Regions from separate parts of the Homo sapiens genome. Here region 2 is linked to region 1. The links are chromatin contacts, found by Hi-C or POLR2A ChIA-PET in ENCODE. All regions are on one chromosome and are shown on one strand. The core of a region is the stretch at or near the end of the contact, and the rest is flanking DNA. Distances in the headings are between cores, read along the strand shown. Region 1 holds the start of OAS2 (2'-5'-oligoadenylate synthetase 2). Region 2 overlaps TMEM233 (transmembrane protein 233).

Evidence for each region. A loop is a pair of places that touch in the nucleus more often than their neighbours do. ChIA-PET counts read pairs that join two places held with the same protein, here RNA polymerase II (POLR2A).
Region 2: a map of vagina shows a loop between it and region 1 (21-fold over the local background). The contact joins the enhancer-like site here to the promoter of OAS2 in region 1. A Hi-C loop is called at or near these places in 1 of 168 maps with a recorded cell type or tissue (vagina). POLR2A ChIA-PET finds 5 or more read pairs at or near these places in 1 of 52 experiments (Panc1).

What each region holds. Positions count from the first base shown.
Region 1 is chr12:112,976,545-112,981,273 of GRCh38, forward strand. It overlaps OAS2 (2'-5'-oligoadenylate synthetase 2), which reads left to right and starts at 1,975. Exons shown (of 10, transcript NM_002535.3): 1 at 1,975-2,241. The coding sequence starts at 2,065. RefSeq lists enhancers at 1,520-2,329, 2,550-2,629, 2,800-2,879, 2,990-3,139.
Region 2 is chr12:119,613,496-119,617,745 of GRCh38, forward strand. All of the region lies in intron 1 of TMEM233 (transmembrane protein 233), which reads left to right. All of the region lies in intron 1 of PRKAB1-AS1 (PRKAB1, TMEM233 and CCDC60 antisense RNA 1), which reads right to left. Among named protein-coding and RNA genes, the nearest start is that of TMEM233, 22 kb to the left of the region's middle. Within about 2 kb of position 2,381, at least 2 of the 41 ENCODE cell types and tissues checked have a DNase peak (open chromatin) inside an H3K27ac peak, as active enhancers do.

The sequences.
Region 1 (4,729 bases), core at 725-3,224:
GCCTGGGCAACATGGTGACATCATGACCCCCATTTCTACCAAAAAATTTTAAAAATTTAGCCAGGCATGGTGGTGCATGCCTATAGTCCCAGCTACTCAGGAGGCTGAAGTAGGAAGATTGCTTGAGCTTGGGAGGGTGAGGCTACAGTGAGCTATAATCACGCCACTGCACTCCAGCCTGGGTGACAGAGTGAGACTCTGTCTCAAAAACAAAACAAAACAAAAACCTCCTAAAATGTATAAATAGCAAGAAAATGAGGGGCAAATGTGGTAAAAAATATAATGGCTAAAAAGTCTAAGGAAGTTCTTTGTGTGCATCTTGTAAATTTTCTCAGCATTTCAAATTACTTCAAAATAAAGTGTTTTTTTAAATAACAAATAAAGCACAGGCTTTGGAGTCAGGCAGTGTGTTAGTGTGAGAACCTAGCCTGACAACTTCCTAGCTGTGTGATCACGGGCAAATGTTTCCACCTTTGTGAGCCTCCATGTTCTCATCTGAAAAAGGAACCTTAGGACTACGCCTGCCCAGCCTGCCTACCTCTCGGTGTTGCAGTAAAAGTTGGATAAGGGCAGGAAAGGCCCTTAATGAGCATGTGCATTAATCGAGGTTTTTCCAGAACTAACAGGGTATTTATATTTATTTTGAGGTATTTATTTTAAGGAATTGGCTCATGTGATTGTGGAGGCTGGCAAATCCAAAATCGGCAGGGTAGACTGGCAGGTGGGAGACCCAGGAAGGAGTTGCTGCTGCAAGTGGAGGCCAAGGCACTGCAGCCGAATTCCCTCTTCCTTGGGGGAGCTCAGTCTTTAGTCTATTAAGGCCTTCAACTGATTGAATCAGGCCCACCACCTTACAGATGATAATCCACTTTACTCAAAAAAAAAGTCTACCAATGTAAATGTTAATCTTATCTTTAAAAAATACCTTCACAAAAAGATCTAGGATAATGTTTGACCAAATATCTGGGTACCTGGGCTCAGCCAACTTGACACATAAAATTAACCATCCCAGTATGGAAGGGCCCTGGTCCCCCACTACATCTTGGAGATTTTTGCCTTCTCTGTGAATTATTATTGCTGGGCCAAGGCAGCTGGCTGGGAGTCCTCTGCGAGTTTTGTTTTCAAAGCTCTGGGCACAGGAGTTGCATGTCTGTCTCCTTTCTGGCTCACACACTTGGGGTGTGTTTTCTTGCCCTTGCGAGGCTGGACAAGTGCCTCATACGGTCCCTCGGCTGTCCACAAGTGTGCTGAGAAACTGGACACACAGAGGTTCCCACCCGCTGACCACACGGGGGCCTGTGTTTACCCAGAAGCAGACCAAAACCTGAGTCCAGCTAGGTCCCTGCTTTGCTGTGTGTCCCTGAGCAAGTCAGTTCCCTCTCTGGGTCTCTTTTTCCTCTCTGCCGCTTTCCCTGAATGTGAGTTCCCTGGCCACTGAGAACAGGGGGAAAGGGACAGAGCCTCAAAAGATGACCTGTGCGCCCCTGCTTCTAAGCACTTTGCAGGTATTATTTAATCATCAAGCTAATCCTACGAGAGAGCTGCCATTTTCCCCCAGCTTACAGATGGGGGAATTGAGGCGCGAAGAGGGCAGGCGATGTGCTCAAGGACAGACATCTAGCAGGTATGAAGCCCTCACAATGGGGTTCTAGAGGCTGTTTAGTTAACCTCAAGTTTTGGGGAGCCCCTGAAGGGCTGGTCACCACGCTGCCGGGGACAGGGAAAGCCTCTGAGCTTGAGTCAGTTTTGGTTTCCCTGCTGGGGTGCAGGAGTCAGTAAACCTTGCTGCAAGGGGCGGGGAAGAGCATTTGAGCTTAAGTTAGTTTTGGTTTCCCTGCCCCGGATGCAGGAGTTGGTAAACTCACTGCAAGGGGCAGGGCAGAGCCTCTGAGCTTAAGTTAGTTTTGTTTCCCTGTCCCGGATACAAGAGTTGGTAAGCTCGCTGCAGTGGGTGGAGAGAGGCCTCTAGACTTCAGTTTCAGTTTCCTGGCTCTGGGCAGCAGCAAGAATTCCTCTGCCTCCCATCCTACCATTCACTGTCTTGCCGGCAGCCAGCTGAGAGCAATGGGAAATGGGGAGTCCCAGCTGTCCTCGGTGCCTGCTCAGAAGCTGGGTTGGTTTATCCAGGAATACCTGAAGCCCTACGAAGAATGTCAGACACTGATCGACGAGATGGTGAACACCATCTGTGACGTCCTGCAGGAACCCGAACAGTTCCCCCTGGTGCAGGGAGTGGCCATAGTGAGTCCAGGGCTGAGGTTGGGTCTCTGGGAGGCAGGAGATTCCACGGCGGCAGCAAGGCCGAGCTACTGGGTGCTGGGTGCCTATTATGTGCGAGGCCCACACTTGGGTGGGATGTGGTGTAGGAGTCTCAGGCTCTGGAGCAGGCGCTTGCTCCAGAGCTGTGTGACACTGGGCAGGCTACTTAACCTCTCTGTGCCTCAGTCTCTGACTCTGTAAAATGGGGAGAGGCATAATACCCACTTCAGAGTATCGTAAGGCTTGAGCACATCATGTTCTTAGCAAAAGACTGGCAGTGCTCAGTGAATTCACTGTGATTACTCACTGCGATTTTCTTCTATCCTCTCCACAGTACAGAGGAGTAAACTTAGGGAGGCTAGAGAACTTTGTTCAAACTACCCAGGTTGCCTTGTGGTTTCTCCGCAGCAAGAAGGAGTGGCTTTTATCAGTTAGAAATATTTGGTTTTGTGGACACAAATCTCAGGACTGAGGCTGAAAATTCTGGACCTCTGGGGAGGAAGGGGGACTGGGGAGATGCCAGGACCCTAGAATTGGGGGCGTGGGGGTCCTGATGGCCCAATACTATCCTCTTAGCCTCCTGAGCTGCTGACGTCCCTTCTCTGCTGCTGCCACACTTTTTGGTCTCTACCCCTTGCACACATCCGCTAGTGCCTCAATAAAGAAATCTAGACACGTGGTGTCCCCAGCCCTGGCCCAGGCCAGCAAGCTAAGGCAAGTTTGGTTAATAGCTATTGTCAGAACTGGGATTTTAAGCCTGGGTAATTGGCTTGAGGGCATGCATGTTTAACCACTACACTATCCTGCCTCTCAATTTTTTTTTCCTCATGGAAGTAAAACAGAAAAAGTGCCCAGATCAAAGTGTCCAGCTTGATAGGTAGCCACAAACAATGTAACTGTGTAACCCCCACCCAGATCCAGAAACAAAACATTCTCAGCCCCCCAGAGCCCTGGGCCCCCGATCCAGTCAGCACCTCCAAACCCAGGTAGGCAATCTCCTGACTTCTAACAGCATAGACACGTTTTGCCTGTTTTTAAACGTTTTACAATTATAGGGTGACCAACTATCCCAGTTCATCCAAGATTGGGGTGTTTCCTGGGATGTGGGACTCTTGGTGTGAAAGCTGGGAATGTAAACCAGGATGCATGGGTGAACCCTACATAAATGGCATCATGGGCTCTGTGTGCTTTAGTGCGTGGTTTCTCTGACCTATGATGTTTATGAAATTTATGTTGTGGGGTACAGTTGTTTATCTTTTCATTGTTGTGTCAATTCCATTATGTGAATATTCCACATTTGTCCATTCTACTGTGTTTTTTTATTTTTACATAATTGTGCATATTTATATGGGGTACATGTGATATTTGGACACATGGATACAATGTGAAATGATCAGGGTAGTTAGGATATCCATCACCTCAAACATTGATCATTTATTTGTGTTGAGAACAGTTCAGATCTTCTCTTCTAACTATTTTGAAATATATAATAAATTATTGTTAACTATAGTCACCCCATTGTGCTATCAAACACTAGAATTTATCCCTTCTATCTAACTGTATGTTTGTATCCATTAACCAACTTCTCTTCATTTCCTCCTCTACTTCCCAGCCTCTGGTAACTATGATCCTACTCTCTACCTCCATGAGATCAACTTTTTTTAACTTCCACATAAACACATGCAATATTGTCTTTCTATGCCTGACTTATTTCATTTAACATAATGACCTCTAGTTCCATGCACATTGCTGCAAATGACAGAATTCCATTCTTTTTGTGTCTGAATAGTATTCTATTGTGTATATATACTACATTGTCTTTATCCATTCAGCTGCTGATGGATACGTTGGTTGATTCCATATCTTGGCTTTTGTGAATAGTGCTGCAATAAACATGAGGGTGCAGTTATCCCTTTTTTGGATAAATACCTAGTAGTGGGATTGCTGGATTGAATGGCAGTGCCATTTTTATTTTTTTTAGAAACCTCCATACTGTTTTCCGTAATGACTGTGCTAATTTACATTCCCACCAACAGTGTGTAAGATTCCCTTTACTCCAAATCCTTGCTAGCGTTTATTTTTTGTCTTTTTGATAATAGCTATTCTAACTGGGGTGAGATGGTATCTCATTGTGGTTTTGATTTGCATTTCCCTAGTGATTAGTGATGTCAAGCATTTTTTCATATACCCATTGGCCATTTTGTATGTCTTCTTTTGAGAAATGTCTATTTAGGCCCTTTGGCTGCTTTTTAATGGGATGGGTTGTTTTCTTTGCTGTTGAGTTGTTCACGTTCCTTGTATATTCTGGATATTAAACCCTTGTTGGAAAAATAGTTTCCAAATATTTTCTCCCATTCTACAGCTTGTCTTTTCACTCTTGATTGTTCCCTTTGATGTGCAGAAGCTTTTTCATTTAATATAGTCCCAATTGTCTATTTTTTGTTTTTGTTGCCTGTGCTTTTGAAGTCTT
Region 2 (4,250 bases), core at 1,131-3,630, 6.6 Mb after region 1:
CTATGGTCACAGGACCTACTTAAGATGTCGGGACCTGGCTGAGTACAGTGGCTCATGCCTGTAATCCCAGCACTTTCGGAGGCTGAGGCAGGATGAACACTTGAGCACAAGAGTCTGAGACCAGCCTGGGCAACATAGCAAGACCCTGTCTCTACCAGAAAATGAAAAAATTAGTCGGGCATGGTGGCATGCACCTGTGGTCCCAGCTACTCTGGAGGCTGAGGCTGGAGAATTGCTTAAGCCCAAGAGTTTGAGGCTGCACTGAGCTATGATTGCACCACTGGGCAACAGAGTAAAACCTTGTCTCAAAAAATAAAAAATGAAGAGATGAGGAGGCCTGAGAAGGCTGCCCTGAAGGTGCCAACAGGTCAGCCAAGACCAGAATGAGCAGATGCTGGCCACACGAGACAGAAAGAGAAGAGGGCCACAAGTAGAGAGGAGATGACCTGGACACAGACGGGGGCAGGAAACGGGGAGACAGTGAGCAAGGGAAAAGGCTCCAAACGAGATAGGAGAGCCTGCAGGGGCCACTCCTGCAGGGTTGGGAAGGGCAGAATGAAGAATGTGAGTTTCTCCCAGGGAAATAGGGAGCCATGGAAGACTTTAGAGCTGAGGAAGCACAATGTTCGAATCCCATCTACCCACCAGTAATCCCAGCAGGGAGTACTTTGGGAGGCTGAGGCAGGTGGATCACCTGAGGTCAGGAGTTCAAGACCAGCCTGGCCAACATGTGAAAGCCCATCTCTAATAAAAATACAAAAATTTGCTGGGTATGGTGGCGTGCATCTGTAATCCCAGCTACTTGGCAGGCTGAGGTGGGAGAATCGCTTGAACGTGGGAAGCGGAGGCTTCAGTGAGCCGAGATTGCACCACTGCACTCCAGGCTGGGTGAGAGAGAGAGAGACTCCATCTCAACGAGAGAGAGAGAGAGAGAGAGAGAGGCAAGAACAAAGAAAATGAATTTTTGACAGTAAAATTAGTAGCACAGCTTAGATATACTTGCCCTATGTTCTCTATCAGTAACCAAATTTTTATTAAATTTAAGTAAAGTCATCTACCTGGTGCTGTGCATCAAATAGTACATCAAATCTTGCTCTTAATTTCTTTGGGGCATAATAAAATAATTATCCTAAGGGCTTTGTGGATGGATGCACTAACTTTTGGTTACATTTGTAGTCCCCTTAGAAAGTTGCTTTTGAACACAGAAACACTGTTTGACTGTTGGTGTCCCACTCTCTGAGTCTCAGTTTTCTCATCTGTAAAATAGGGGATAAGATTACTTCTATCCCCATGGGGGTTATTGTAAGGAATCAATTATATGATGTACATATAGTGGTTAGTCCAGGGCCTGGCACAGAATATTCAATAAATATTAACTATAATTTTAATATGATGATTCATTATTATGACTAATATAGCTCCTGGCTTCCCCTTTGGCCTTATCTCATCTCTCTCCTCTCTCCTCTCTTTTCTTTCCTTTCTTGTACCCTCTCCTCTCTCTTTCACTCCTACAGCTCAGCCACACTGCATTTTGGGGGGAACCTTCAATAAAAAAGTTCTTTCCCCCCTCCAGACCTTTATAATTGCCATCCTCCCTGCCAGGCATCCTCTCCCCACTGCTCTCTGCAGGCCTGGCTTCTTCTCAAACCCTCAGGTCTCAGTCTACCCGCTTTCTGCTAAAAAAAAAAAAAAAAAAAAAAAAAAAAAAAAACTGCCTCCTCCACCCCACTTTCTTTGCCTTAATAATATTCTGTATTCATCTTATTTATTTGCATGTTTACTTATTTTTTATCTCCACCAGAAAGTAAGCCTCATGAGGGCAGGGAGCAGTGCCAGCCACACAGGTGATACTCAAGAAGTAGTTTTCAAATAAATGAATTAATGAATGGCTGTCTATCTAGGACAGTGGTTCTCAAGTCTAGCTGCACTCAGGATAACCTGAAAAACTTTCAAAAAAAAATTCTGATGCTGGGGTCCCACCCCCAGAGAGCCTGATTCAGTTGGTTTGGGAAGGAACTTGGGTATAGGAATTTTTTAAGCTTCCCACCCCAGGTAATTCTAAGTTGCAGCTAGAACTGGGAACCATGAATACAGGGAGATATAAAAATATAACTTTGGAGAGTTTCATCTCCGGTCTTCACTGGCAGCAATCCCATAGGTACTGCTGTCTCATCCAGGGTATCATGTGGGATGTAGCAAGAGTTCTGATCTGAAGACCAGAAGGAAAGGACAAAGTACTTTCCACATTTTCCTGGCTTAGGGCAGTGGAGTAGCTTTGCCGTCTGGTGTGAAGTGTTATGAACTCTCAGAACATTAGACCTACCGGTATTCAGTGCCAGTTATCAAAATTTATGGGGTTACTCTGGACTCTTTTTCTTTGAGGTGTGGATGCCAGGAGTTGCCTGGCACAGCCTCATGACTGTCTTGCCGTCCCCCACAGCAACCTTTTTGAGGTTCAGCATAGAAATGGTCACCGTCACTTCTGACTTCTGCCCAGCTTTCCCCCCGTGGGTATTTAGGTGTCATGTGTCCATCCAGGGAAGGGGTGTATAAATAAGTTTGAAATAACCAGCTGCAGTGACCATGAGATCATTAGCATTTACTACAGGAGAGAGGACCTTGCTCACTCTTCTATCAAAGTGTGGCCTTCACTGGTTCAAGGCATCTGGTCAAGACCTGAACACTGTTATTCCGTTTTGCCAACATGAGCCTAGGCCCAGAGCAAAGAGAAGAGTCACTGCAGGAGACTCCTGCATGCCTTATGAAATACGTGATGAGAACCCATGTGTTCTATATCCTAAGAGTGAAGTGTCATGAATTCTTAGAACATTAGACTATGCTCTTGTTCTATAAGATCCATTTGGATAACAGAGGAAAATTAAAACCAGAAAGAAACTGAAGTCCCTTCATTTTAAAATACTTTGCAGGATGAAGAGAGACAGCAACTGGCTGCTTAGCACCCTCAAATACGGGTGGTTGGCTTATGAAATTATGAGTGCTATAGCTTAGAAAAGAACTCAACAATGTCCAAACACCACAAATATAAGTGAACAGACAATGGACGTGGAGGAAAGGTGCGACTTACAAGGAGTCACAGGGAGAATTTCTCTGTGGTGATGGAGCATTTCTGTTTCCTGATTGTAGTCATGGTTATTAAAATGTACATGGGTGATATTGTTTGGCTCTGTCCCCACCCAAATCTCAATCTTGAATTGTAGCTCCCATAATCCCCATGTGTCATGGGAGGAACCCAGTGGGAGGTAATTGAATCATGGGGCCAGTTTCTCCCATGCTGTTCTTGTGATAGTGGGTGAGTTCTCACAAGATCTGATGGTTCTGTAAGGGGCTTCCCCCTTCGCTCAGCACTCATTCTTTTCTCTCTTGCCACCATGTGAAGAAGGACATGTTTACTTCTCCTTCTGCCATGATTATAAGTTTCCTGAGGCCTCCCCAGCCCTGTGGAACTGTGAGTCAATTAAACCTCTTTCCTTTATAAATTACCCGGTCTCAGGTATGTCTTTATTAACAGCGTGAGAACAGACAATTACAGTAAATTGGTACCACAGAGAGTGGGGAGCTGCTATAAAGATACCAGAAAATGTGGAAGCAACTTTGGAACTGGGTAACAGACAGAGATTGGAACAGTTTGGAGGGCTCAGAAGAAGACAAGAAAATGTGGGAAAGTTTGGAACTTCCTAGAGACTTGGAGGCCTCAGAAGACAGGAAGATGTAGGAAAGTTTAGAACTTCTTAGAGACTTGTTGAATGGCTTTGACCAAAATGCTGATAGTAATATGGACAATGAAGTCCAGGCTAAGGTGGTCTCAGATGGAGATGAGGGACTTTTTGGGAACTAGAGTAAAGGTCACTCTTGCTATGCAAACAGACTGGCGACATTTTGCCCCTGCCCCAGAGATCTATGGAACATTGAACTTGAGACAAATGATTTAGGGGATCTGGCAGAAGAAATTTCTACATGGCAAAGCACTAAAGAGGAAGCAGATCATAAAAGTTTGAAAAATTTGCAGCCCGATGATGTGATAGAAAAGAAAACCCCAGCCGGGCACGGTGGCTCATGCCTCTAATCCCAGCACTCTGAGAGGCCAAGGTGGGCAGATTACCTGAGGTTAGGAGTTCGAGACCAGCCTGACCAAAATAGAGAAACCCTGTCTCTACTAAAAATACAAAATTAGCCAGGCATGGTGGTGCATGCCTGTAATCCCAGCTACTCGGGAGGCTGAGGCAAGAGAA